2 separate regions of the Mus musculus genome follow, and region 1 is linked to region 2. Evidence: chromatin loops called from intact Hi-C (ENCODE). Cell type or tissue: gastrocnemius. All regions are shown on one strand. Region 1 overlaps Eef2kmt (eukaryotic elongation factor 2 lysine methyltransferase). Region 2 holds the start of Zfp263 (zinc finger protein 263).

Region 1 (2,500 bases), 1.5 Mb before region 2:
CTAAACGTCTTCAAATGGCAAGAGCCGCGCTCTCCTGAAAAGGAGGCCAGGTCCCCATCCGAAGGGCAGGCTTCAGGCAGAACCGTCTCAGAGGGAGTTCGGACTGAAAATGGTGCTTCCCTGTGGCCTGGGGACCTGCAGCTCGGACGCGAGGATCCTTTAGAGCGTGCCTCGCTGTTAACTCTTGTGCGGTGAGCTCACCGGCATGAGTTACTATAGATTTGTATTCCTCCAGAGTCTACCCGGTTTCGTTGGGTGGTTTGGGTAGTTGTATTATTTCATCGACATAAAATATCTCTGGTCTTAACGCAAAACGAAACCCGAATAACATATAAGTCCTTATTCAATGTCAACTGTAATAATAGTTCATGTGCTGTGCTAAGTACTTGCTCAGGGTCACCCACAGTGCACAGCACTGGCGTCTGTGGTCACTCCATTTGACCAGGAGTTTAAGAAGGAAAGAATCAGAGCTCTGGCCGGGGAGGCCAGCTTCCTGCTTATAGTTCTAATTCAACCCCCTGTGTGCTGTGGGACTTTACAAGAGGCTACATCTCTGTGCCATCATTTCTAATTAATACAGTAAAGGATACAATGATAGCAGCCTCTTGCTACTAAACAGCTGGACTTCTTTTCCTTTGCCCAGCTAGAAATCATAGATAGACAAAAAGTTCTGGGAGTGCTGATCTCTGCTGACTGTGTTTTTCTGTGCCGGCTGTAGGCAGACAAGACCAGTAATTGCAGGTTTCTTGAGTGTAGGGCCCTTGGCCCTCCGGGAGTTCTTAGGACATTTTTGGCTGCGAGCTTCCCAGCAGGCCAAGGTATTGGATTTCTTCAGCCCTTGGCAGCAGCCCTTAGAAACATACAGCTCTTGTGCAGGTCTTGGAAGTGCGGATTCATTAGCTCTTGACCATGGCCAGCCTGTCTGCTTTTACAATTCTGCCGTCCACTGTTGAGCCTTGACTGGGTCTGCTTTCTCCTTGTTACCCCCGCAGCCCGCACTACTAAAGTAGGCAAGAGACTCTTCCCAGGAGGTAGCGCGGGAGGGTTCCTTACAGTCTACTCCCTCTTTGACCACAGCAGCAGGCTGTGTAGGTGTCTGAACCAATCACGGCTTTGCCTCTTGTTCCATCCCAGCCATCCTTCCGCTACGCCACTAGGGGGCGTGCTCCCCTCTGTCCCACAGGAAATGAGTGCAGAGCAATACACTGTACACCCAGGTTTGTAACAGCAAAAAGTTTCAAACAGCCCCGGCTGAGCCCGCAGCTTCAGCAGTCATGACAATCAGGTCTGGTTGTCTAAGGGTGTTTATGGAGTGTTCAGGCAGCCAAGGCTGGTATAAGCTGTCAGACTGACAATCCTTTTGCTGAAGGCAACCAAGGTAGAAAGGGAGAGTCCCACAGCTCCAAATTAGGGAGTCATACTGCCCCATCCCCCAAACTGTAGCTTATGTATAGGAGAATGAACATAAGAGCGCTTCTACCAAGAACCTAAAGACTATCATGAACACGAATTGTGGACTTAACCGCCTGATTACTGTTGCTCCTGTATACTGTTGGCAGCCCCTCCTGTATCTCACTTTGTGGGAGTACGTGGGTACAAACCCTGACTTCCACCTGACTGTGGAAGTGCACTGAGTGCCTCCTAGCAGTTACTGGGTCAGTAAGTATTTACTGAATGCCGTCCATGAGCTGCACACCAGGGCACATCATAACACATGAGAAGCCAGCCCTAAAACAGTAAGGAACCAGAAGACACCAGGCAAAACCATGTGTGGCAGCTCATGCCTATAACCACAGCTTGGGGTCCTAAAGCAGGAGAGTCTGTGGATTAGAGGCCAGCCCCAGCTACAAGATGAGACCCTGTCTCAGACGGATGAAAAAATAAACAAGGAAATGACAAACAAAGTAGAGTCATCAAAGGCCTCCCCAAAGAGGTACTTGAACTGCTACCCAAGCCCCAGGGATGGTCTCAGAGAAGAGGGAGCAAAGGTCTTGTGGTAGAAACATGGTTGCCGTGCTTAAGAGCAGCAAGCCAGCTGCTGTGGCCACAGTGCAGGGAGCAGAAATAACACTGTATAGCTGTGCTCAGAAAAGGGTCAAGGCAGATTGTAGAGAACCTGATTGACATAAAGTGGCTTGCTGTGTGTCACATACCTGCCTGACTGGAGTTGTAGCTATAGTCCCTGTGTCAAAGATGCCGTCCTCAGGCTTGGCACCACACATCTGAGTCTCCATTTTAGCTTAGAGAGCAGATCTCAGGCCTTTACGCTGTAACTTGTTCCCAGCTTACCAGCTCAGCCCCAAAGTTGCCATGACCCCATGACTTCTGGCTGGGCAGCCACATCTGATGTGAATCGGGACACGGTCTTCTCATACTCAGCCATATGTGGCCCGTGACATTAGAGCAAGTTCACCTCTGGTGGCTTCTACTTAGGATTAGCCCCTAGGATTATACTGTTTACCGGAATATTCCACAGGAGTGTACTGTTGCTGAGAAAATG
Region 2 (2,500 bases):
CATCCAAACGACATACTTTTCTCCAAGTCCTCAAAATTATTCCCAGACAGTGCTTTAGCCAACAGAAAAACAGGACGAAACAGATTAAGTAGTCTGCCCAAAGTCACGAGGCCTGTGAGAAGCTTTCTAACTACATAACTAAATACTGGTGGAAGTGCTCCTCACTTCCTACTGTCGTCATATGGGAACAATCTGGAAGGAAAGGATAAGCTACAAAAAAATCCCTCTCCTTCCTGTAAAGTGTACTCAGGACGATCAAGTATATTCGACTACAGAAGAGGCTAGCACAATGACTTCCGGGCCAAACCACGGGTAAAACAGCTGTCACCTGTTGCCTCAGTTTCCCAAGTTCTTTCTGCATACGCTCCACAAGAGTGACTGCTTCTTCGCCGCTCTCTGGGCGCAGCTCCTGCACCCTGCTCTGAATCTCCTGGGGAAGGATAGTCAAGAACTGCTCCAGCACCAACAGCTCCAGGATCTGTTCCTTGGTGCGCATCTCCGGCCGCAGCCACCCGCGGCAAAGCTCCTGAAGCCGGCTAAGGGCCTCCCGGGGACCCGGGGCGTCCTGAAAGCGGAACCGTCGAAATCGCAGATGGGAGGCCTCCGGGCTGGGCTCTGGCTCAGGCGGGGGTACCTCGTGGCTCCAGGCACAGTCCTCCTCCAGTTTCACTATGAGGAGCCCTTCTGGCTCCTGCGAGCTTGGGCCCGCAGCCATAGTCATGCCCCGACACCAGCCTAGGTCCCGACACCAGCTACGTCCGCCTTGAGAGACGCCCTGGGTTCTGTACAGCAGTAGGCCACGGCTGCAGCAACCGAGAGACTCCGGGCTCCAAATCCCGCCGGAGGAACCCAGGTCACAATCTCAGCAATATCAGGCCTGCAGCGTCGCCACCTGACCGGCTTCTCAGGCCCGCACAGAACTTAAGTCGCAGGGCCCGGGTCGCAAGCCTCAGCACGCGAGTTAGGCGTCATAAGCCAACGGCCGCTAGTCAGGACGGACTTCCGGTTCACGTTTCCCTTGCGCTGTCTCCCATTGGGTCGGGTCTCACCACGTACTCACGGTCCACCCAGGACAAGGAAAATTTGCATAAAAGAGCGGGAGGGGAACAAGTCGGATGGGGATGAGGGGCGGGGCTACGCAATGGGCGGGGCCTCCAGGTGGGGAAGCGGTAGGGGTGGGAATCCCTGGGCGGATGTGACCCGGGGACAACCTGGCTCAGATTTGCATAGGAAAGTTTGCCAAAAGGTAAGTTCTTCAGCCACGCTTGAACCAGAGTCCAGAGGCGCTAGAGTGTCATGTCGGGGCCCAGAAGCTTAACAAAGAAAACCTTTCCGAAGGCCGATCCCAACACTCCGGAGACCTACAACCGGAAATAGACTGTGCTTCCAGGGCTCGAGCTGCCTGGGGCTGGTGGGAAATGTAGTCCATGGCGCGCCCTTGTTATTGCGCCTGCACTGTGGCTTGAGCAGGTCTAAATGGATTGTCGAGCTACGATAAACATACCCGTGCCCGAGCTTTTGCCTCCCTGTGAGCGATGGTCCCTAGTCCTCCATCTTTAGGTGGCTGGTCGACCCAGAAGAACGCTCTGGGTATGAACTGCTCTTGCCATCTCCCAGAGCAGGTCTAAGGATTAGCATAATCATCGGCTCTGACTATTTTCCTGAAGGTTGAAGAAAAGGAAACACCAAGGCGGACTTCCTTATTTTTTGAAGAGAGAATAGCCCAGGCCTGAGACTGCAGCTGTCACAGACAGGTGGTGGAGTCTGCAGATTCTAGGAGTGTGTCACGAAAACCCGTAATCACTTATTGGACACATGCTTACATTGTTGTCTATTCATTGCAACTCAAGAGGCAGGGAAAGCCTTCCTTGCTCTGGTCTCCCTTTGTGAACTTTTTATACTTTGTAAGACCTTGAGGCAGGAAAATGGCCACCAGGAGCTCCAGCAGCCAGGTCCCTCCCACCTCTGACTTCCTTAATGGTCCCTAACCCTAATAGTTGTTTAATAATAGCTGTTACTGTCATTCCCTGGCCCGAGGAGGAAGAGTAGCCTGGCCCCACCCTACAAGACAAAAAGATAAAAATAAATAAATCCCACCAACCCTGAACAGAAAAACCCACTAATCCTGGAGCTTGGTATAGAAACCCTTCAAGCCCTGAGCAAACTCATCAGTCTCTGATCTCCTTCAAGCTCAGTGAAATTCTACCAATCCTCACCCTGGAAAGCTGTGGTGGGAAGATTAAGAAATCTTGTATAAACCCTGCCTACCACTCAGTTCCCTGCTTTCTTTCCTGAGCTGAGAATGATGTTCTGGATTTTTCCTTCCCAATGAGTCTCTTGAATGAGGTTTGTCGTGCGGCACGACTTTTGGTTCCCGATTGCCAGGGTATCTTTCCCTTCAGAGCTTCAGCATTCATACATGAAATAGAACTTTGAAGATATGGTATGAAGTAAGTCCTGTGGTTATGGCATGGAGTGCCGTCGTGAGGTCCCAATATAA

Evidence for each region. Peaks named below come from ENCODE experiments on the same cell type or tissue, not always from the same donor. Only the 100,000 strongest peaks of a DNase experiment are listed, where the experiment ranks them.
Region 1: it touches region 2 in a loop (5-fold over the local background); 3 of 42 quality-filtered maps call a loop at or near these places.

The regions. Positions count from the first base shown.
Region 1 is chr16:5,253,129-5,255,628 of GRCm38, reverse strand. The region is part of intron 1 of Eef2kmt (eukaryotic elongation factor 2 lysine methyltransferase); the gene reads left to right. Among named protein-coding and RNA genes, the nearest start is that of Eef2kmt, 1.6 kb to the left of the region's middle. In gastrocnemius, a CTCF peak has its summit at 1,154 (motif pointing right); a DNase peak (open chromatin) is centred at 1,138; H3K4me3 peaks cover 1,516 bases; H3K27ac peaks cover 2,324 bases.
Region 2 is chr16:3,742,596-3,745,095 of GRCm38, reverse strand. It overlaps Zfp263 (zinc finger protein 263), which reads right to left and starts at 997. Exons shown (of 6, transcript NM_148924.3): 1 at 329-997. The coding sequence starts at 721. In gastrocnemius, no CTCF peak of the experiment used is centred here; DNase peaks (open chromatin) are centred at 616, 1,070 and 1,406; H3K4me3 peaks cover 2,025 bases; H3K27ac peaks cover 2,068 bases.